3 separate regions of the Mus musculus genome follow, and regions 2 and 3 are each linked to region 1. The links are chromatin loops, found by intact Hi-C in ENCODE. Cell type or tissue: left cerebral cortex. All regions are shown on one strand. Region 1 holds the start of Cdc42se2 (CDC42 small effector 2). Region 2 overlaps Cdc42se2 (CDC42 small effector 2). Region 3 overlaps Lyrm7 (LYR motif containing 7).

Region 1 (8,000 bases):
CCAGAGATGGCCCTGAAAAATCCAGAAACATGGACATATTATTATTCCAGCAGTTGTGTATTGAATCATTTCGTCATGAAGCTGGTCTAGGCTGACGTGAGCCTTATTACTCTCTCCTTTCTTTATTGTTTGGGCCTGTGTCACATGGTCTGCTTGAGTGGCTGTTCATGCCTCTCTGAAAACACTCTTTTGGGGCTGGAAATATAGCTCAGTGGCAGAGTGCTTCCCTAGCATATGAGAGGCCCTAAGTCTAATTCTCAGGATTGCACATACACAGCAAAGTTTATTTTATTGATTCTGCTTTCTTTAGGGCTCAAACAGTCCCACGCAGTGCCTTTTATGAACTTTTCTCAGTATTGTTATGAACCAGGGCAAGGAGCTTAATTAGATGCTTGTGGAGAGATAATAGTTAATGTTTTCTTGTTGGTACTTAGCTTGGGCCTGTGAGTTCTCTCAATGATTTCCCACAACCGTTCTCAGGGTAGATATTATTAGTCCTATTAAATGAAAAGATGGGTTAGGAAAGAGCTTTGATCTGAACCACATTGCTAATTAAGCACCAAAGTCTGGATTGAACTCCAGATTCTGATTCCATACACTATCTCCTTTCTAAGTGTGGAAATGTAGCTGCTATTAAATTCTGGGAAGCAGTTTAAAAAATATAAATGTCACACTTTTAGGAACATCCCTTTGCTTTGAGTTGCATGTGCATGTATGCATGTACAGTGCATATGCATGTGCAGTAATGCATGTGTGGCTATGCATGTGCAGTGTGTGCATATGTAGGCATGTATGTGCAGTGGTGAATGTGTGAGTGTGCATGCACGGTGAGTGCATGTGTGGGCATGCATGTGCAGTGTCCATGTGTATGTATTCATGTACAGTGAGTGCATGTATGGGTGTGCATTGCAGTGTGTGCACATGTGTGTGTATGCATGTACAGTGAGTGCATGCGTGGGTATGCATGTGCAGTGTGTGCATGTGTGCCTATGCATGTGCAGTGTGAGCATGTGTGGATGTGCATGTGCAGTGTGTGTATGTGTAGGTGTGCATATGCAGTGAGTGCATGCGTGGCTATGCATGTTCAATGTGTCTATGTGTGCTTATGCATGTACAGTGAGTGCATGCGTGGGTATGCATGTGCAGTGTGTGCATGTGTGGCTATGCATGCACAGTGAGTGCATGTGTGAGAATGTATGTTCAGTGTGTTTATGTGCGAGTATGCATGTGTAGTATGTCCATGCGTGGGTGTGTATTGCAGTGTGTGCACATGTGCATGTATGCATGTACAGTGAGTGCATGTGTGGGTGTGCATTGCAGTGTGTGCATGTGTGCCTATGCATATTCAGTGAGTGCATGTGTGGCTATGCATTCACAGTGAGTGCATGTGTGGGTGTGCATTGCAGTGTGTGCATGTGTGTTATATAGAGGCCAGCGATTGACAGCACATATCTTTTATCATTTTCCATCTTGCTTTTAAGGATAGGGTCTCTCTTTCAGTGAGTCTGGGAATTGCCAACCAGGCTTATTGGGGATCCTCTCTTGCCTCTGCCTCCCCGTGCTGGAATTACAGGCTTTTTTCATGGGGGCTGGGGATGGAACTCAGTCCATCTGTACTGTACTGTACATCAAGTACTTTCCCTGACTGAACATTCTCCCCAGCCCCTGCTTTGAGATCTTCAAAAGAAGATTTATTCAATTTAGCAAAATTGCAGAATCAGGCCACTGCAGCAGCTATGTGAGCTCAGAAGAGATTAGGAGCTGGTTAGACCAACATGTTGCTTCTTGCTGTCCTTAGTGTTACCACTTGTTATGGATTAGGAAGTGCTTGAGACAGCTTTTTTTTGTACTTTACCAACTATGGTACTTATCAGTATCTTCAGAGGCAGGCCAGTGTGCAGTGATCAACAGTGGTGTCTGCTTTCTGTCCCTGTCCTTCTTTGGGAACAAGACTGTACATGGGAACAGTCTTAAAGACAGTGAAGACACATCCTGTCTCTGACTCTAGAAAATTCAGTGTTTGGTGTTATCATAATGACAAACTATATTTTGACATGATAAAATCCATTGTAAATGATTTTTGTGAAGAACAGCAAAATTTAACACTGGCCCCTTCCACCCTTCCTCCCAAACAGGGTCTCACTATATAGCCTTGGTTATATTAGAACTCACTATGTAGAACAGGTTGGCCTTGAATTCACAAGATCTGTTGGGATTAAAGATATGTTGTCACTGTGGCTGGCCTAAAACTTTATTTTTAAAAAAATCTGAATCATAAGGTATAATTTGTAGCTTTGTTTTAAATCATAAAGAATAAATCAAATAGGTAAAGAGACTGCTACTAATACAATATTGAGCAAACCATCATGTATATCCACTGTTAAACAATAGTATCATCTAAGCTAGGCCCATGCAAGTAATCTCAACATTTGAGAAGCAGAGGCAGGTGGATTGCCATGATTCAAGGTTACCCTAGACTGCAGAGCGAGTGCCAGGCCAGTCAAATCTCTGCATAGAGAGACCCTATGACAAGGACCCATAACAACAACAGCTGTAGCAATAAAACAATACCCATCTAATTGAATAGAATTGTGCCCTTAACAAAAGGGAATATGAATGGTCCTAGCAACCAAAATTAGATGTTGTTCAGTTTCTCTCTCTCTCCCTCTCTCCCTCACACAGGCAACTCTCTCTCTCTCTCTCTCTCTCTCTCTCTCTCTCTCTCTCTCTCTCTCTCTCACACACACACACACACACTTATTTATTTACTTGGTTTTTCAAGACAGGATTTCTTTGTATAGCCCTGACTGTCCTAAACCTTGCTCTGTAGACCAGGCTGGCCTTGAATTCATAGAGATCCACCTGCCTCTGTATCTTAAGTGCTGGGATTAAAAGCATAGGCCACCATCACCCAGATGCACACTTTTATAGAATATTAAATAATGTGTAACAATTCCCGTAAGGATTGCTACCTTTTATGGATAAGTGGTAGAAAATATTGTTTAAGGTGACCATATTTGCATGTCAAAGAACAATGCAAGCAATGTATGACACTTGGGAAGTTTTGGTTTTTTTTTTTTTTTTGGTCTTAGGAAAGTTTTTTCAAAACAGCATACCTTTAAGTACTATATCAAATTTTCTCTACCCTATCACATTATTCTTACTCAGTGAAATAGGGTACAGGGATGTCACTGGTCAAAAATTGCATCAAACATCAAGTAAATGGTTACTGTACACAAAAGAACTGAGAAGTCCAAATGTTTATGGTCTGATGTAGGTTAAAATCTAATGGTTGGTTGACTGGCAGAAAGTGGAATCAAGAGGAAACTGAAAATAAAATTGATTATTTTTGTTGTTGAACATCTTGGGGGTATTTAATTTTTTTTTCATTTCCTCTAGGCACTTGGGACTGATTAGTTGATTAGAACAGTTATCCCCAGCCTCAAAGGTCTGCATGTGTGTGGTACTCACCAAGCCAGAGCAAGGCCCTGGGTTTCACCTACAGCACTGCAGAAATCAAATCCAGCCAACCCAAACACCCAGCTTCTAGTGGGGAAGACAGGAGCAAAATTAACAGAATAAATTGTGCAGACTGTTCTGGGAACAGGAGAACAAGGGCAGATAGATGGGGGAAGGATTGAGCCTGTAGCAATGTAAAGAAGTGGGTTTAGGCTACGCATCATTGTTAAAGAAGATCTGAGTGGAGTTGAGGGGAGAAGGCAGACATTAGAGAATGTCCTAGTCCCTGAGTATAGACTGGACATTGCAAGCACCAGTGAGACTGGAGATGAATTCTGAGACCTATAGGGAAAAAAAAAAATCTCAGAGGCTTTGTCAGCCATTGTAAAGATGTTATCTTCTACAGTAACGGGAACACTGGTGGATTTTGATCGGATGAGACATGAGCTGACTCTCCTTGCGGGAGGATATTCTCCCTCTTGTTTTGACAACACAGTTTGTTGATGGTGGTCAGGGAGGTCATTTAAGAAAGCCACTGAAGTGTGACTGGGACCACGGATGACAGAAACAATGTAGATGAACAGTCTGATTTTCTTTTTGTTTGAATGTAGAACCACGCCAATTACCCTTATGGACAGAATGGATGTGAAATTGAGAATAAGAGGAACCAAGGAGTACTCCAGTTTTGTCACTGAACAAGCTAGAAATTTCCTATCAATAGTGATGGTCATGCAGCTCCCTGTCTGAGTATGTGTGGCTAGATTTCAGTGGGAAGGCGTCCATTTGTTTCTTGCTTCTGGGTGCCTAAAGTGTAAAGTTAATGTAGTCATAAAATGTGGTGGCTGAGGCAGGAGGACTGCTGTGAGTTCCAGGTCAGCCAGGGTTCTACTCCAAAAGTCCTTAAGCTTGTGACATACACTAGTAATCCCAGCGCTTGGGAGACGGAGGCAGGAGGATCACAAGATCCAGGCCATCCTTACCTATATAGTGAGTTTGAGGCCACTCTGGGGCTACAAAAAGGCCCTCCCTCAAACAACGTCAAAGCAAAACCAAAAAAAAAAAAAAAAAAAAAAAACCAAAAAAAAAAACGATCCCACAAGAAGTCACAGAGACGAACTTTTCAAATGCCAGGTAGATATTCTTGACTCTCCAATGAGTCAGTGATTCTGATTCCTTGAAAGTAACGTGATCTGAGCGTGAGAGACATCTGGTGCTGGCCAGCTCTGCCTAGCAGCGCCTTGCTCGCCCGGGCACGTCTACGGCTGGATCCGGACAGGAAGGTGCTGTGGCGCGAGGCAGCGGCATCCATCTTCCCCGTAGCCCACCCAGCGGTCACTCTTTGCGCGCCTAGCATCCCCTAGGTCTCGCCACTCCCTCACTGGGCGGGGCCTCACAGCTACCAGCCCGCCTACTGGGGGGGGACAGGGCGTGTCCTTGTAGTGGGGGCGTAGCCGCGCAGCCGCACACACCGCTTGTGGCTCCGCCTCTGCGCGCCAGAGCCTAGGCGGGAGGGCGGAGCCCGAAGCGGGGAGCGCAGCTGCTTGGTGTGTGGAGATCCTGGAAGCTTCGGAGCCGGCGCTCGGAGCCGCGCGGCTGGAGCAGGCGGCGGAGACAAAGGCGACGGTGAGTGAGGGAGAGGGCCCCACGTTGGCCCCGCCGCCCGAGGCGCCAAGTGTAGGGTCGCCACTCGGAAGGTTGAGGGCGAGCGCGGCCCGGGCCTCTCCGCGCTGCGGACTGGGGCAGCAGACTGGGGCTGCGGACTGACTGAGGCTGCGGCGGCTCCATTTTCCAGTCTGGGCGAGGTCCTCACGCGAGGACCGGCGTATGGTTCTCTTCATTCTCCGTGAGGCCAGCTTTCACCGTAGCCTGCACCTTCCCGATGGGGGAGGCGCTACGGACCCCTCCCCCAGTCCGCAGCCCCGCCAGTCTGGACCGGCGCGGAGCGGCTGGGCTCCCGAACCCCGACTCCCGCCCGGCCTGCCTGGGACCCCGAGAGAGGAAGCCGGGCCACTGCCTCGCAGTCGCTGCGGCGACTCTTACAGGTTGTTGCACCGGGAGCTCGCGGCCACGGTGGTGAGCATTACTAACGGGTGTGGTAGGTAGCGGCTCGCTGACGTCCGCATTTCGAGCTGAGGAGCAGCCCGGTGCCGGCTGATTTCAGGCAACCCTGGGAATTCCGTTTTAGCGGCAGTGATTGCTACTGCCGAGCTTTCCTGGAGGAGTTTGGTAGTGATGTGCAGAGCGCAGCACTGAGACGTTCTGGGCCTGGGAGTACAGCTCAGTGGTAGGGAACTTGCCTTGCATGTAGGAGGCGGCCCAGAGTAGTTCAGTTCCCCAGTACTCCCACCCGCCACAAAAAGAGGGGGGGGGGGGAAGAAAGAAAGAAAGAAAATTAAATGCTCTTAAAGGACCCTTGCTTAGTAAAATATTGATATAATGAATGAATCTTAAAACACCACACAGAACTGTTCCTACTAGTAAGATGAGGCACATAGCTTCTTGACTCAGATAAAGGACTATTGGAAAGAATGCCTAGCAAGTTTCTGTCCCCCATCCCCATGTAAACTATTAATAATTAGTTGGTCATTATTGCCAGCCAGCATAGCAGATAGTACCTTTGAGATGTGAAATTTTTGAGAGAAGTTGGCTTACAGATTTCTGTTTCTCAGCAGGCCTGATTTCTCCTTTTCTTTGAAAATAATTGAGAAAGATGTTTGGGGTGCATTTTGAGGTCTAGCTTTCTATGTAGTAGGAGTAAAGATGTGTGTGGGCTTTGGAGGGACTGTGGCATGGTCAGTCTTGGATCTCTATGAGCCAGGGAGAGAGAGCTCTGAACTTTAGGGGAGGGGATCTAATGTCGCCTTGGTGGTTAAACATCACAGTTTACCCAGCATACTCATTAGACACATATTAAGCACAGAGAGATTTTTGAATTCTGTTTGTGGAAGGGAACAAAACCTGGAAATGTTTCTCTCTTAAGCTTGAGCATGAAGTTCATTATGTAGTATCGATGTAGCAAGTAAGGACCTCCCCAGACCCCTAGGGCTACTTCACTTGGAAAAATGGCTGGTGAACTTCAGGAAGTGTTCATTCATAGCATCCTACTTAAAAGTTAATGAGTAACTTTTTAAGGCCACGATTATTGGGTTATGGTTTCATTTGTCAGCTTAATAAAAATCCCAGTAGGTTTTAAAGCGACAGGAAGAATGGTTTCAACAAGATGGTGTTTTATTTTTCTCCTGAACTAGATTTTGATGCAGTGTTTTTATTGATAGTGTGATTCCAGTTCTGTTTCAGTAATAATCTTTGTAATAACATTTTCTGTATTAAAAAAAAAAATCTCTGCTCTGTGGTTAAACCAGCACTTGCTGCTTATCTAGAGGATTGGAGTTAAGTTCCTAACACCCACACCTGATGGCTCACAACTGTCTGTAATGGGGATATGATGCCCTCTTCTGGTCTTCATGGAGCACCAGAATACAGGTGACATACACACACATACACATAATTACAAAACAGTAACGAGAGAGAGAGAGAGAGAGAGAGAGAGAGAGAGAGATCGATCCCCAAAGATGGGCAGGGAATGTGGGTCAGTTGACATGAAGTCGTTCATTCAATCACCACAAGCAGTATGATAGTGGGAGCCTTACTACCAACACCTGTAATGGTGGAGGCAGAGGGATCATGAGTGTAAGGCCGTCTTTGGCCTATATATCACAAACGTAAGGCCAGTCTGAACTATATGAGACCCAAAAGATAACAAGGTAAATTAGTAGATTTCTTTTGTTTTGGATATTTTAGCCATTTTATTTTATTTCATTTTTAACAGAGCAGGGATGTGGCTATGGTAGTATAGTTTCCTAGTATGTGTGTACCAGGCTCTGTCTTCCATCTTCAGTACCACAAAAAGAATGGAGTTGATGGGTAGAAAAAAAGAAATATCTTAAATAAAGTACCTTTCCAACATTTTTGTTTTGTCTGCGTGTTTATCATAAAAAAATACACTATTGACTAAATAGTGTTGACAAGAGAAGAATTATTAGTAATAATATGTGGTGCTGTTTGGACTTCCTTCTAGAAGTACAACTATGATAAAACTGTATATTAAAATGCAGGTGTGGGCTAGGCACTGGTATGCACCTTTAATCACAGCATTTGGGAGGCAGGAGGCAGGTGAATCTCTAAGTTTAAGGCCAGCCTGGTCTACATACCTAGTTCCAAGCCAGCTAGAGCCACAGAATGAGACCCTGTCTCAAAAGGGTTGGGGGGAGATGTAGGCCGAGGATATACTGTAGTTGTCAATTTGTTTAGCATATGTGAGGCCTTGCTTGCTTGGTTGCTTTATCAAGTTCCAGTCTAGCCTGAGCTACATGACACCCTATTTAAAAACAAAACCAACCAGTAAAACAGCCCCCTCAAAAAATAAAAATTACCACCTCCCAAATAACCAAACCAAACCAAACAGTGATGACTTCTATAGCCTGGTTGATAAGAGTTTTTTCCCAGTGTGCAGAAGCCCTGGCTTGGCGGTGCACTGCTGC
Region 2 (8,000 bases), 59 kb after region 1:
GGAACTTACACACGCCCTGGATTCTGTTTTCTGATATTTATTTGCTTATAAATAAAAGTTATATCTCATCTTTTAGTACTTTTCTTAAATTGATCTTGATTCAATTTAGATTGGGACCTCTCCTTCTCCCCCTCTCCCTTCCTCCCTTTCTCCACCCCCTCTTCCTTCCCTCCCTCCCTCCCTCCCTCCCTCCCTCCCTCCCTCCCTCATCCTCTCTCCTGTATTCTTACAGCTTAGCTACCTTGCAGTTGTAATTTATAGGCACCTCGAGGTTACAGCTGAAAAACAAGTGAGCACATTAGTATTTAAAGCAAAATCAAATCCTTTTTGATTTATGAATCTGTAGAATTCACATGTTATGCCAGAATCATCATCGCAGCAATGCTCACCAGTGCCAGAATGACCAGCGGGGATGGATGTCTTGTTTGGGGAAAGGGTTTTTTACACTTGCCCCTTGGTTGGACCTGGCTCTTGTCCTGTCTGCTCCCTTGTAAATTGGGAATTTGAGCTGTGGGTCATGAAAAGTCAGTCTCATAGGATAGTGACAACTGACTCTAATACCCATGGTTCCTGTAGCAGTGTTGGCTGCTTTGGCTGTCACAGAATCTTCATTGATGATGTTTTTACCTTAGTTTTTAACAGTCTAATGGGTAAAGTGAAATTCTCTGATTTTTCTGTTTTCTCCTTTTTGTTCCTCATGTTAATTACTGCTGTGAACAGACACCATGACCAAGGCAAGGCAAGTTTTATAAAGGACAACATTTAATTGGGGCTGGCTTACAGGTTCAGAGGTTCAGTCCATTACTATCAAAGTGGGAACAGGGCAGCATCCAGGCAGGCATGGTGCAGGCAGAGCTGAGAGTTCTACATCTTCATCTGAAGGCTGCTAGCAGAATACTGGCTTCCAGGCAGCTAGGGTAAGGGTCTTTAAACCCACACCCACAGTGACACACCTACTCCAACAGGGCCACACCTAATAGTGCCACTTCCTGGGCTGAGCATATAAAAACCATCACAGCCCCCCCCCACACCTTTTACTCTCCCTTTTTTTCTTTCTTAATTTTTAAAAATATTATTACATTATTTAGGGAGACATGTCATAACATGCAGGTGGAGGTCAGAGGACAACTATGGGAATCAGTTCTCTTCCTCTAGCATGTGGATCCCAGGGAACTGAACACAAATCCTTAGGTTTGGCAGCAAGTGTCTTTACCTATTGAGCTATCTTGCTAACCTCTTTTATGTTTTGAAGTGGGGTCTCATGTATCCCAGGCTAGCCTCAAAGTTACTGTATAGCCACAGATGACCTTGTGCTGTTTGTTTTTTGAGACAAGGTCTCTCTACAGATCTCTGGAACTCACAGAGATCCTACTGCCTCTGGAGTGCTGGGATTAAAGGCGTGCATCACCAGGCCCATCATCCACCTTGTGTTTTTGATCTTTCCTCCACCTTCCAAATGCTTGGATTATGGGTCACAGGCACACTTAGTCTCGGGTTTCATTTGTGCATGCTAGGCAAGTGCTCTGCCCCCTGAGCTGCATATGCAGCACAGAGCTTAGCATCTCTTGATGTTTATTGATCAGTGTGATTTTCTGTATTCCATAGTCATGGGCATATTCGTAATATCTGAATGCAAACTATTGGTTGTGTGTACACATAGGATCCATGCAGGTCTGTGTACACGCTCGGGAAAGCCAGAGACTAACGACAGTGCCGTCCTCTTCCTCACTGACCTTAGCTCTCTGACTCAGCAATATTAGCTGGCTAACGAGCACCAAACAGCCTCCTGTCTTTGCCTCCCCAACTGTAGGGTTATAGGCACAGGTTTTTATGTTGAGTGTCTTGTTTAAAAACGTTTTGAGTTATAAAGACACTTACCTAGACTTTCTTGTAAAAGTAGAATCAGTTGCCATATATAATAAAAGCCTGTAGTGAATTAATGTATGTTGTTTTGTTTGTTTTTTGAGACAAAAGTCTTGCTTGTGTGGCCCAGGCTGAACTTGAACTCACACGTTTCTCTTGTCGCAGCCTTTTGAGTGTAGAGGTTTCAGGTGTGCACCACCATGCTGGGCTTGGAGTTGGCTTTGGAAGAAAGAATCTAATTGTGCTTATTTTTCTATGTGGTGACTTTTTGCCCCACCACTCATTGCGCCAGTAGTCCTTTGTCCCTGGTAAGAGATCTATGAGAGTGTGTTGTAACATGCTTCATAAGTGTCTTTCTAGCTTAGCCTCTAAAACGAGTGTCCACACATCATGTGTGAGCCACACTCCGAGTCTCTTCATCCTGCCTTTCCTGAGCTCAGCATTATGCTGATATCATGGTCTCTATTTTACTGTTTTATATTGTCATGGTGTCTGGAAAGGCAGATCTGTCGTTTAGTTTTTATTTTATGTTTTGGCCAGTCTTAGTGGAATCTTCCATACAAATTTCAAAGTTTGTCAGGTTTTCTGAAAGACCTGTTGAGATTTCAGTTAGATCTGTGTTGAGTTTAGAGATTCATGAAATTGGATAAATGTGCAGACTAGTTTTGAGCAAGCTTGTGCTCTCTCTCTCATCTAATCTGTCTGAACATCTGTCTGTCTATCTATCTGTCTGTCTATCTATCTATATATCTATCTATCTATCATCTACCTACAGAGTCTTGTGTATCCCTGGCTGGCCTCAGACTTCCTATGACTTCTTCTGATCCCACTTTCACCTTCCCAAGAGTGTTAGGGTTACAGCTGTGTACCACCAACCCTGGTTTGTTTTTTTGTTTTGTTTTTATTTTTTAATTAGGTATTTTCTTCATTTACATTTCAAATGCTATACCAAAAGTCCCCCAGCCCCCCCCCCCCCTCACACACACACTTCTTGGCCCTGGCGTTCCCCTGTACTGAGGCATATAAAGTTTGCAAGACCAAGGGGCCTCTCTTCCCAATGATGGCCGACTAGGCCATCTTCTGATACATATGCAGCTAGAGACACGAGCTCTGGGGGTACTGGTTAGTTCATATTGTTGTACCACCTATAGGGTTGCAGACCCCTTTAGCTCCTTGGGTACTTTCTCTAGCTCCTCCATTGGGGGCCCTGTGATCCATCCAATAGCTGACTGTGAGCATCCACTTCTGTGTTTGACAGGCCCCCAACCCTGGTTTTATGTGGTGCTTGGGGATCCAACCCTGGGCTCTGTGCATGCTAGGCAAGCTCTCAGTCAGCTGACTGACATTTCTAACTGAAAAGCTCTGGGGTGGGGTTGGGGCTTGTGTTTGTGTCCTAATTCCTTCCTTTTTCTCTACTTTCTCCTCTGACTCAGGCTCTTACTGAATCAAAATTAGCATCTTATGTTGAATTTTATTCTTGTGCTGTCTGATTTTAATGTGCATGATACTGGGTTCATTTGACTGTTAGGTTATGAATCAGGGTGATACACAAATTAAAAGTTTCTTGAAATAAAATTCCCCAATTTCATTCCTCATTTTTTGGCCCATGGGCATTTGCAGCATGAGGTCAGCGTCTTTGTCACTGATGTGTTGCTGTGAAGAGACAGTGTGACCTAGGAAACTTTTATAAAGAACAGCGTTTAGCTGGGGTTGGCTTACCCTCTCAGACTTAATCCATTCTCATCATGGCAGGGAGCATGACAGTGGAGCAGTAGCTGAGGGTCACATCCTGATCTGTAGGCAAAGGAAAAATCAGAGAGAGATGAGGGGTGAGGGGACAGGAGAACTGGGTTTAGCATGGGCTTTCGAAATCTCAGAATCTCAGTGGCTCCCCCATGGCACACTTCCTCCAACAAGACCTAACAAGATCACACTTCCTAATCCTTCTCAAGTACTGCCACACCCTGATGACGAAGTGTTCACACGTGAGTCTCTTGGTGCCATTCTTATCCAAACCACCACACTTAGGCATTCTGGCATTTTGAAAGGCACATGTCTGCAGGAGGAATGCATCCTAGGAAGCTCTGCTATGCATCTTTCATTGGTAGATTTAGGTTAAGTACTAATATAACTCAATATTTTCTGTTTATTGTTTTTAATAACTTTTGTAGAAACAACACACCTTATAGCCTCATAGCACCCTGTATATCAAGTATTTGAAGGACTAAAATCTTTAAGAATAATGAAAAATAAAAGTAGTATTTATTGTGTTTTCCTCCCATGTCTCAGAGACTTTTTAGTCCCAGATAGATGTGTTTCATGCTGTAGACTCGAGTGCCCAGCTCAGAAACAGGGTTACCTTTGAGGAAGGGTGGAGCTTAGACTGTCCTGGAACCTTCCTGCTTCAGCTCCCAGGCAAACAGTGCTATTACAGCTGTGCGCTCCTTCACCGTACTGTCCATTGCCACAAACAAAACCCTGGGAAGAAAGTCAGAAACGCCTTTTGATGAATTAAGAAGAAAAACAACTGCTGTTTCAAATAACTTAAAAAGCTCTAGCTTTATTTTCCTGTACCTACCCAGTGCCTCACACTGGATTACCCAGTCCTGTCTGCAGGCCGTATGAAAAGTTCCCATTAACTGGCAGCTTTTATGAGTTCTAAAACATTGCCTAAAAGACCCTATTGTTGTAAGTCATCTGACCTCATCTGGGAGATTGTTGTTTATTTAGAAAATACAGTGTGCAGTTTCAGGTCCTGTTGTGTGGTAGCCTGAAAGTCAATGCCTTTCTTGGTCATGAATTCTTAAAGGGCCAAAGTGAAGTTGCTTCTCTGACACCAATAGCATGGGCTTATTTTTTTCCCCCTTGGGTTTTATGAACCTGCAAGAATGGAGGCTCAGGCCTTTGCTTGAGGTTATTGTGGTCGGGTTCTGTCTCTCACATGACTGATATACAAGTACCTCAGAAACTTGCATTTCGCTCCTTTTAAACCAGTAACAGTCTGATGTAAAAGTTTAGAATGAAATGCACATTTTCTGTAACTAAGGACACTTTAGAGATTAATTACCCAGAATTAACAACACATTGATTTGGCTAAGAGTACTTACTGGCCATTCTTCCACAGGACTTGATTTCAGTTCTACCCAAGCTAGGTGGTTCACAATGACCTGAGACCTCAGTTGCAAGGGCTCTCATCCTCTGTCCTCTGCGTACCGTGTGCACACATTTGTGCATACATGCATTCACAGCGTGTAATGCTAACACAAAGTAAGAACATTCTCCTGCTTCTAGTAGGTAAGATAGGAGTTGGAAGGGGCCCAGGGTCAAAGCCAGCCTGGTTTGTATAGTTACTAACTGGTTTGCATAGTTAACTAAATAAAATATTTATGACAAGACTCCATAGCTCTCTTCTTCACAGGAGAAAGGACAGATTGGATGTTTTCAGTATTTAGGAGAGGAGAGTCCGTCATGTTCACTGTTAGTCAGAAAGCATCCAATTAAAGTGATCAGGGACATCCTGACAGCTGGGAAGATTTTCTCTGCTCTACAGCTCTTGAGATGTGAGGGAGGGTGGAGCCCACGGCACCCAGGACTAAGTATAAATGTCTAACTACAAAGGCAGGTGTACTGAGGAGGCTGAGGCAGGAGGATTGCAAATTCCATGCCAGCCATGGGTACTTGGCATGATTCCACTACCCCCAGTCAGCCACCAACCACTAAGCACACCATATTTTTCAAGCATAAGGTGGATTTTTTGTTTTGAACAGCACACTTTTTCAAGTACATGGTATTAAAATTTCAAGACAAACACAGATGCAGTTGTCAGCAGCCAGGGGAATTCCACAGTTGGGCCTCGGCAAAGCAAAACAGGAAGCTTGAGAGGGCGCTCACAGCCCTGCTGTGTGGACTTGGGTAGAGTCACTGTGTTTCCTGGAACACTTCACTCTTACAGGACTCTTCATTAGCTGCCGGCCATGCAAATACTCCTAGTCATGCTTCAGATGCTTTTCATTCTGTATAAGGTCAGGGATTAGAGGCACAAATGTGAACAGTTGTGCTAGAGGAGAGGTGGTTTGGCAAACGTTTCTTTCTATGGAATTTCTGCATCACTACATCATAGTTGGAGTGTCAGTATCTAGTGATTGGGAGTTGACACAGAAGGTCTTGCCACCTTGTGAGCCTTGCCCACATGTGCTCTGCATGCTATCAAAGTGTGTTTATGTCCCTTAGGGAAACTCAGCTGACTGAGAAGAGATGATAGCAAGGAATTCAGATTGATTTTGGTTCGCTATAGTTTAACCTGTCTCAGAGTTCTGTGATTAACAAGGAGTGACTCCTGGTATAGGTAGCAACAGTTACCACCCTCAGAATAACTGCACAAGTGAAGGAAAGCACATGCTGGAGGATCCATTTAAATGAGCTTCAGGAAAATGCTGACAGACATGTGGGCAGTAGATCAGTGCCTACGTGGAGAAGGGATGGGGAAGGGACTTTTAGGAGGATGGGTGTGCTCACTGTGTTGACTGGTGTGGGCTCAAGTGCTTGATCCCCACCCCCTTCCTTTCTGTTTTCATCTCTTCCTTCCTCCACCATCTCATCTTAAGACCTTATCTTAACAAGGACATGTGTCTTTGTGAAAACAGTGAGCTGGAGGCTTCCCACCTTTGCCTTTATGTGTGAGCGTGTCCCTGGGAATGTGTTTGCACACTCTCCCTCAGTAGCTTACTGTGGCAGCTGTTCTCCGAGCCTCACCCAGAAATTCAAGTAAGTCACTTAGTGTAGGGGTGTGGGCCATGTGTGATTTCTTCCTAGCACCACAGGGGGCATGGTGGCTCTTCAGTCTTCAGGGCCAGGATTATAGAAACCAGGATGCCTGGAAGGTGTGACTCCAGTATGCCAGGTCTGCCTAGAGAGGCCCTCCAGCAGGCTGAGTGTACAGCAGAGGCAGTTGCTCTTGCAAGTCAGGTTCCTGTGAGACGTTGGGAGATGGCCCCTGTCCTGCAGATCCTTTGCCCCAGGTGTACAGCTGCTGTCCTTTTCTCCTTGTGATGAAGTCTCTGTCTCTACCCTCCAGAAGGTCTACTAAGCTGTCTCACTTGGGATACTGGAAATTGATCATGCTTTGGAGTACATACGGGTGGGTGAACTAGGATGACTGGCTTCCGAGGGTCACTCTAATGGTTTTTAGCAAAAAGAAGAGGAGACTACTGCCACATCCGTTTTGGCTTTGCTTCTTAAGGCTCTTCTGCAGAATTATGACTTACTGCTCCACACAGGAACAGTGGGGGGGGGGGGGGGGAAGTAAGAGGAGTGTAGTGGGGGCAACATACCCTGAATCTGGGTGAGCAAAGCTAGAAGGGTCTGAACCTTCTCTTGGCTTTCTGAGACCTTCTTGATTAAAAATGAGTGGGGCTCTAGGACACCCTTACTAAAGGCCTGGAGATTAACTTTAGAGAAATAAAGCACAAATGACCTGGGTAAGATAGCTCATACGTTTATTCCCAGCATTTGGAAGGCTGAGGCAGGAGGATCTCTTGAGTTTGAGGCTAATACATACATACATACATACATACATACATACATACATACATACATAGGGAGTTTCAGTACAGCCAGCCCTATAGAATGAGACCTGTCTCCACAGGTGAAAGTGTTGACTCAACCGTGTTAGAGGCTAGCATTGCAAGTGCTCACAGAGGCTTAGCAGGTCAGTAACATCTAAGAGTGAGTTCTTGTAAAACCATCATAAGGGCCAGGGAGATAGATGGTGTGGTGTGTAAAGGTATGTGCCACGCTGGCCCAGTGACCTGGTATCAGTCCTCAGAACCCATAGACAGGTGGAAGGAGAGAATAGATTCCACGAATCATCCTCTGACCTCCACATGTGTGCTCAGGCGCAGGCCTCCTAATAATAGTGATAATTATTATTACTCTTGTTGCTGCTGCTACTAAAGAAACTCTGATCTAGAATTGCAGCTTGTAGGTCAGGTGGCCTTGAGCACTTGCTGTGCAGAGGTGCACTTTAAGTTTGAAGGTTTGTTTTATGTGGGGATATATTCTCTCTCTCTCTCTCTCTCTCTCTCTCTCTCTCTCTCTCTCTCTCTCTCTCTCTTCCTCTCTCTCTCTCACACACACAC
Region 3 (8,000 bases), 53 kb before region 1:
CAGGACAGGAAGTGGCTCAGAGTGCGGTCAGAGGGGGATTTGAGTCTCTTGAAACTAGATTTGGTAGTGCCAAATTGGCAGGCTGAGGAATTATTCTGTTATTAAGTCATTATCTTTTCCTGTCCCGGGGATGAGGATTTTCTGTGGCCTGACCACTACCACGATTCCCAATCCCATGTTTTTATTCTTCATCCCGTCCTTTATTTCTAACTAAAGCAGCATCAGTGTTTACCGTGTGAGCCACAAGTAGACCCATTGGGTAGAGCAGGCCAGCCCATTAACCAGAGCCTCAATATGAATCCTGGTGAGGCTCTGGGGACAGGTAGTAAATGAGAGTGTTCTGTGACTTGCTTATTGCCCATGTTCATGTCCAGAGAGGGACATCAAGGAAGATATAATGTGATTTCCCAGACGCTCTGGCATCTTCTATAAGCACCTACCTACTGCGCGTTATTTCCACGGAAGCCGTTGTTTTGCAGAGGAGGAACGGTCTGGGTGGGGCGCCCCTCCTGCTCTTTGTTCTTCCTTCCTGCTGTGCAAATGTGGTGGCAGCAGAAGGGAGGGAAGGCAGACTGCTGATCACCGGGGGCTGCAGTCAGGGAGAGAAGAGCCTGGGTTCTCAGCAGCACCAGGACGTCTACTAGCTCAGACCTGCCATGTTTCAAAAGGGAAGAAAAATAAGTCTCCCACCCCCCTTTAAAAAAAATTTTTTTTGTTTGTTTGTTTTCTGAGGCAGGGTTTCTCTGTGTAGCCCTGGCTGTCTTGGAACTCACTCTGTAGACCAGGCTGGCCTTGAACTGTAGCTTCTTATTCTTTTTTTTTTTTTTAAGATTTATTTATTTATTATATGTAAGTACACTGTAGCTGTCTTCAGATCTCATTACGGGTGGTTGTGAGCCACCATGTGGTTGCTGGGATTTGAACTCAGGACCTCCGGAAGAGCAGTCAGTGCTCTTAACCGCTGAGCCATCTCACCAGCCCCCAACTGTAACTTCTTTTTTTTTTTTTTTTTAAGATTTATTTATTTATTTATTATATGTAAATACACTGTAGCTGTCTTCAGACACTCTAGAAGAGGGCATCAGATCTCACAACGGGTGGTTGTGAGCCACCATGTGGTTGCTGGGATTTGAACTTTGGACCTTCGGAAGAGCAGTCGGGTGCTCTTACCCACTGAGCCATCTCACCAGCCCCCCAACTGTAACTTCTTTTGTTAAACCACTGTTTGGTGGACTTCTGGTTATTCAAAACTAGGCATAGTCTAAAGTAATATTGATAGGTTTAGTAATTTATTCTTCAGTGTAATAGCTCAGATTCTTGTATTTTCACTATAAAAACCATTTGTGAATCCTTATGCTATAGAGTGGCTGTGGTTTGTCTTTCCCAATAGATAATGAACCCCTTGAAGCCAAAGAAACTTTTTTTTAAAATTTTTGTTTATTTTTGAGACAGGGCTCTCTATTATGTAGCTCTGGCTGATCTGGATTTGCCTTATAGACCAGACTGGCCCTGAACTCACAGAGATCCATCTGCCTCCCAAGCGCTGAGACTAAAGGCATACAGCACCACTGCCCGGCTTTGTTTTTTGTTTTTTTGGGTTTTGTTTTGTTTTGTTTTGTTTTTCTCTGAGACAGAGTTTCATTCTATAGCTCTGGCTGTCCTGGAACTTGATATGTAGACCAGGCTAGCCTCAAACTCTGAAAGATCTACCTCCCTCTGTCTGTCTTCTGAGCATTGGAAATAAAGGTGTGAGCCATCATGCCCTGTCCCCTGAATGCACATTCCTTGAATATGAAGGACAGTCCTTAACTATAGTTTAATTATCAAAACTAGGGGATTCATGGAATACCATTGTTTAAATTTTTTCTTTCCTCCTAATAAGGCCCTTTGTTTTTTTGTTTGTTTCTTTGGTGTTTTGTTTTGGTTTTGTTTATTTGTTTTTTGAGACAGGATTTCTCTGTATAACTCTGGCTGTTCTGAAACTCACCCTGTAGACCAGGCTGGCCTCTCAGAGATTTGCCTGCCTCTGCCTCCCGAGTGCTAGGACTAAAGGCACACCCACCACTACCCAGTTAACAATGCCCTTTCTAGTAGGAGGAACCCCTTTCCCCTGTGGTCCAGGGTGCTGCTGAGTTTCCTGAGTCTGGAGCAGTTACTTATCTTTCATCACTACCTCTAAAGATTGTAGGCAGGCTCTGGGAAGAGTGGTTAGGGGGGCATTTGCTCTCTTGTTTGACACAGAATTTCATATAGCCCAGGCTGGCTTAAACTCCCTGGGTAGCTGACTTCTGATTCTCTTTTCTCTACCCTGAGTGCCAGGATTAGAAGTATGTCCCACCACAGCAGCTGGGCTGAGTGAGCACAGGGCCTTGTGCATGGAGGCAGGCACTTTACTAATCCAGGCACATCTCCAACCCTGCTTTTGTTGAGACAGGTTTAACTAGGCTTGTCTGGAACTCATTGTATAGCTCAAACTCTGTTCACAGTGACGGCGATCCTCTTGTCTTATCCTGCAAACTGTTAAGATTACAAATGTGAGCCATCACATTGAGGCTGTGAGGATGGCCTAGCTGGGTCCTGCTCTTCCCAAGAAAGGGGGGTGGGTGATGTATCTCACTGCCTTTTTTCTTTTTAATTGTTTTTCAGTATTGAGTATTAGACCCAGGGCCTTTAAGACAGGGTCTCACCACAGTGCAGACCAGCCATGGCCACGCTATGTACTGCAGGCTGGACTTGAGTGCAGGTCTCACTGCCTTTGCCCATGATTCCTGGGATTATAGGCACACGTCAGCAGATGTGGGCAGTTTTCTCTTTCTCTCTTTTTTTTTCCTTTTCCATTTTTCTGTGTGTATGGGTGCATGTGCACCCCTGAACCTAATAGTGGGAATTGCCCGCCTTCTTTTTTGTTTCATTGAAGCAGGGTTTCTTGGTTCGGCACTCAGTTCCCTGACAAGGCTCATCTTCCTAGGGGATCTGAACTCTTCCTGTAGTAAGCACTTTAACCGATGAGTAATCTCTGAGGCCCCAACGCTGTCTTGCCTAGCAGTCAGCAGTTGGCTGTTCAGCAGTGTGTCTCAGTGGGGACACCACTGTCACTGTGTGTCTCAGTGGAGACACTGCTGTCACTCTGCCATGAAGTATAACCCTCTCTGCCCCAGACTGTCTTTCACACCACAGTTAGCATCCTTGGCTCCTGCCCAGTAAATTTTTGGTAGCATCCCCTAAGTGGTATATCTGAAGACTCCTTCGGTGAGGAGCCATTGTTCTAGGGGACAGGGTGTAGCTCAGTGGTAGAGTATACACTCTGCAGCCTGTGAGGCCCTGGGTTCCCAAGGCCCAGGAACAAGAAGGAAGGGAGGGAAGGAGAAGGGCAGTTGTGGGAGGGGAGGGGAATCATTCTATAAATTTGGAATGTCTGAATTATGAGAGTGATGTCTTGCTTTCTATAAAATTTTTCAAGTATCCAGGCATGGTGTGGTACACCTGTAACCCCATTGTTGGGAAGTGGAGGCTAGAGAATCAAGAGTTCAAGGTTAGCCTCAGCTACATGGGGAGTTCAAGGCTAGCCAGAGCTACATGAGATCCTGTCTCAAAAATCATTCATAGGTGACATTTTTAAAGAGCCATTGACAGATTAGTGTGTTTTTAGCTTAATTCCATTCAGTCATTTATTAGTTGTGTTTAATGAAATGATAAAGGATTTGGTTGTATATGTTTTTTGTAACACGAATGAAGATCGTATTAAATGTTTCCATTTAGACTCACATAGTCACCTCAGACATCAGCTGAAATAAAATGTCTGTAGAATAGTGCATGCTTCCCAAATTACACAACTCACGGTTAGAACTGCTGGGGAGACGGATGTGCCGGCCCCAGGTCTACTTTAAGATAAGTAGTGACTGGAGCTCTAACCGTCTTAACCGCTCATTTCTCTGTTCCTTTTAGAACTGGTCCCCAGGAAAGATCTTCTCACAGAAAATGTGCCGTACTGTGATGCGCCAACCCAGAAGCAGTAAAGCTTCCAGGATAAACCCATCTCTGCTCCTTCCCACTTTAAATACATACCTGGCAACGGTCCTGGACATGCACATGTTTCTCTCTGAAGCGCACGTTGCAAATGAGCGACAGGCTGAGGGCTACAGAGGAGATAGACATGCCTTTCACTGACATGGGCAACTGAAGGCCTGGGGAGGCAGGACGCTCCTCTCTTTCCCTTTGGTAGGTCTTTTGGTCTTCCAAAGCTGTTTGCCAATGAAGCACCTTACCAAATTGGTGACTTTTCATCTCATGGGACATACATAGCTAAATATAAAATGCTACATTAAATTGATGTTTAATCCCCAAAATATTAAGTTGGTAAAAAATTAACATTTTTCTTCCAGCTCTCGTCTAAAAGCAGCCATTGTTTCCCAAAGTCCCGTGGTTATTTTTGCGGCTAACAAATAATTATGTAGTGTATTTCTCTGCATTCTTACAAAGACAACGTTCCCCTTTTTGTTTTGTATGTATGGGTGTTTTGCCTGCTTAAATGTCTATGCACCAGGTGTGTATGCAGTGCCGTGCCTGCAGAGGTCAGGAGAGGGAATTGGATCCCCTGGGACTGGAGTTATAGATGGTCATGAGTTTCCTAGAAGAACAGCCAGTGCTCCAAAGCACTGAGCCATCTCTCTAGCCCCATGTAAAGACATTAGATAGATGAAATATCAAAGTCACTCTGGGTCACTGTAGTGGCCCTCTGTCAGATGGCTTGTGGTCTTTGTAGACTGCTGTGAAATGCTATAGATCTCTCTCTCTCTCTCTCCCTTTCTCCCTCCCTCCCCCCTCCCCACCTCTCTTTTGAGATAGGGTCTCCCTGTGCAGTCCTAGCCTTGAACTCTAAGATCCACTTGCCTCTGCCTCCCCAGTGCTTTACATAATTTGATCTCTAGTGTTCCAAATAAATAATAGTAATAATAACAATTGGATTTTATCAAAGTTAAAAACATTTACATAACGATTAGTGAACAATTATAGATGAAATATCTGTCATATATATGATGATTCTATAAAACATATGTTACCAGGTATGAAAAAAGAGTTATCAGACTATATAAAGGACTTCAAATATTCGAAAGCAAGCAGGGGCTGAGATGGCTCAGAGGTTAAGAACTCCTGCTGCTAGGACCTGAGTTCAGTTCCCAGCACCCTTTCAGGTAACTCGAAGCTGTCACTCCATTTCCAGGGGATCCTGTGCACTCTACTGGCCTCTAAGGGCACTGCATTTACATGTATAGACTCAAACCAACAGTGACACACAGATGCATAATAAAGGAATCGTAAAACAAGCAACTCAACTACAGAGAAGTGATTTCCTGTTTATTGGTGCCTTGCTGCTTTGTGTGTCAGCTTACTACTTGCATGCCTGGTGCCCACAGAGACCCCATAAAGGTTGTCGGATACCTTAGAACTCCTCTCTTACAAAGGGTTGTGAGCCGCCGTATGGGTGCTGGAAATTGAACCTCGGTCATCTGGAACAGTGTTTCTTAACCACTCAGCCATCTCTCCAGTCCCTCAACCCAACTTTAAAAGTAATATTTGAACAGATGCTTCATCAAAAAAGATACATGGAAGCTGTCAGGGTTGCCAGTTTTGGAACCCACAGGATGGAACGAGAGAACCAAATTCTGCAAGTTCGTGCTTCATGCACACACAATCACAGTTTTGAATTTTTTATTTTTTGGTCTTTTGAAACAGGGTTTCTTTGTGTAGCTTTTTCTGTCCTGAACCTCACTCTGCAGACCAGGGTGACCTCAAACTTACAGAGATCTCTGCCTGCCTCTGCCTCCCAAGTGCTGGGATTAAAGGCATGCGCCACCACGACCTAGCTTAAGTTTTCTCTTTTAGATCTTATATTTATTTGTATGAGTGTTTTGCCTTCATGCGTTTTTGTGTGCCACTTGCATCTCTGTTGTATTACAGATGGTTGTCAGCCAACATGTGGGTGCCAGAAATGTCACTAAGGGTCTTGGCAAAAGCACTAAGTGCTCTCAACTGCTGAGCCATCTCTCCAGCCACATTTTTTTTTTTTTTTTTTTTTTGAGACAGGGTTTGTCTGTGCAGCCCTGGCTGTCCTGGAACTCACTTTGTACACCAGGCTGGTCTCGAACTCAGAAATCCGCCTGCCTCTGTCTCCTGAGTGCTGGGATTAAAGGCGTGCACCACCATACCTGGCTACAAATTTTTAAAGATATGCAAATGACAGATATAGTGTGAGAAGTTGCTAGTACATTAACAGGCACTAGGAATTAAAATCATAGTGACATAGTTATGTGTCTATTAGAATGGCCGAAATCTGGATGGTTGACAATATCAAGTATTGGCAAGGATATGACTTTTCTGAGACAGGGTCTCACTGTGTAGCCTTGGCTAGTCTGGAACACATTATATATTTTTTTCCTTATTTTATCAAATCCCTAAATTATCCATCATCCTATTGGCTCAGGACAGATTCAAGTTTTATTGTGATGGTTGTTTTTGCACTGCTGTGATAAAACAGGTGAAGAATAACTTACGGGTTTGTGTTACAGCATGATTTCATTCCAATACCTTAAGGCGACACCTTAACAAAACATGGTGGCAGACAGGAAACACTTGGCTAACTAAGCCTGGCAGGGAGTGGGTGGGCAGGCATAATGTTAAAATGACTGTTTCTAGTGACCTACTTGTGCCAATCAGGTTCCACCTCCTAAAGGTTCCACATGCTTCAAAATAGCCCTATGAGCTGGGGGAAATAAAAACAAAAAACAAAACTGTGGGAGACATTTGAGAGTCAAATTGTAACCTGTGTGTGTGTGTGTGTGTGTTCGTGCACTTGGGTGTGCACCTGTGATTGCATACATTTACATGCTATGACATACATGGAAGTCAGAGAATAATTTGGGGAGTTGATTCTCTGGGACTTGAACTTGGGTTGTGGCAGCAAGCACCTTTTTTTCTACTAAACGGTCTCATTGACCTGCATTATATGTGTACCTTGAGTTGGAATTGTGAAGGCCTGAGGCTATAGCTCAGTGGTATGAAATTTGTCCAGTATGTACAAGGCCTGAGGTTCAATCTCCAAGAAAACCAGATGAAACAGAATGAGTGAGGATTGATAATTCTGTGCGGAGTCTGTGGAGTATGGGCGGCAATGTCCACACAGACTGTGCCTGTCTTTGTCAGGTATCCCAAGGATACCTGGAGATTCCCATGCTGCTCTGTTAATGTAAAAAAGAACGCTAGGGATGTGGGTGTGGTTCTGTTAGCTGAATGCTTGCTTAGTGTGTATGAAGCCCTGAGTTCTATCCCCAGCACTGCCTAACCCAAGTAATTCCCCGAACTTGGGGGTGGGGGTAGCAGCTTGAAGATCAGAAGTTCAAGGTCAATCTGAGCTTCATAGCAGGATTGAGGCTAGACTGATGTGTGAGACCCTGTTCAACAAATGATGAGTTTATTAGAGTATTGTCTAGGGGGCTGGAGAGATGGCTCAGCGATTAAGAGCACTGGCTGTTCTCCCAGAGGACCCAGGTTCAATTCCTGCACCTACATGGCAGCTGGCAACTGTAACTCTAGTTCCCAGTGACCCGACACCCTCACACAGACATACATGGAGGCAAAACACCAATGCACATAAAATAAAAAATAAAAATATTTTTAAATTGTTTATAAGATGTAATACACAATGTGATGTGGTTCTATCTTTTATAGTCTTTTTAAAATTCATTGTGTGTGCGCACGCACGTGTGCGTGCGTGCGTGCATGTGGATTTGTGCATGTGAGTGCAGAAGCCTGTGGAGGCTAGAGGTGTCAGATCTCCTGGAACTAAGAGTTATGTATGATCATAACCAGACTGAATTGGGTGCTTGGAGCTGAAGTCAGGTCCTCTGGAAGAGGGAACAGTGTTCTCAACTCTCCAGCCCCCAGTCTTACTATCTTAAAGAAATATAAGTGCGGCTTAAAGAAATATTAACTGGGGCTGGCCA

Evidence for each region. Peaks named below come from ENCODE experiments on the same cell type or tissue, not always from the same donor. Only the 100,000 strongest peaks of a DNase experiment are listed, where the experiment ranks them.
Region 2: a loop joins it to region 1, with 2.2 times the contacts of the local background. A loop is called at or near these places in 7 of 42 quality-filtered maps.
Region 3: a loop joins it to region 1, with 2.2 times the contacts of the local background. A loop is called at or near these places in 7 of 42 quality-filtered maps.

What each region holds. Positions count from the first base shown.
Region 1 is chr11:54,784,642-54,792,641 of GRCm38, reverse strand. It overlaps Cdc42se2 (CDC42 small effector 2), which reads left to right and starts at 4,939. Exons shown (of 6, transcript NM_178626.3): 1 at 4,939-5,082. In left cerebral cortex, CTCF peaks have their summits at 4,776, 5,706 and 6,908 (motif pointing left); DNase peaks (open chromatin) are centred at 4,910 and 5,608; H3K4me3 peaks cover 2,273 bases; H3K27ac peaks cover 2,126 bases.
Region 2 is chr11:54,725,304-54,733,303 of GRCm38, reverse strand. All of the region lies in intron 3 of Cdc42se2 (CDC42 small effector 2), which reads left to right. Among named protein-coding and RNA genes, the nearest start is that of Cdc42se2, 58 kb to the left of the region's middle. In left cerebral cortex, CTCF peaks have their summits at 5,710 and 6,684; DNase peaks (open chromatin) are centred at 5,480, 5,714, 6,338, 6,546 and 2 more places; H3K27ac peaks cover 2,763 bases.
Region 3 is chr11:54,837,148-54,845,147 of GRCm38, reverse strand. Lyrm7 (LYR motif containing 7) reads left to right here. Exons shown (of 5, transcript NM_029327.5): 5 at 3,946-6,798. The coding sequence ends at 4,016. Among named protein-coding and RNA genes, the nearest start is that of Gm31490, 19 kb to the left of the region's middle. In left cerebral cortex, a CTCF peak has its summit at 4,563; a DNase peak (open chromatin) is centred at 4,046.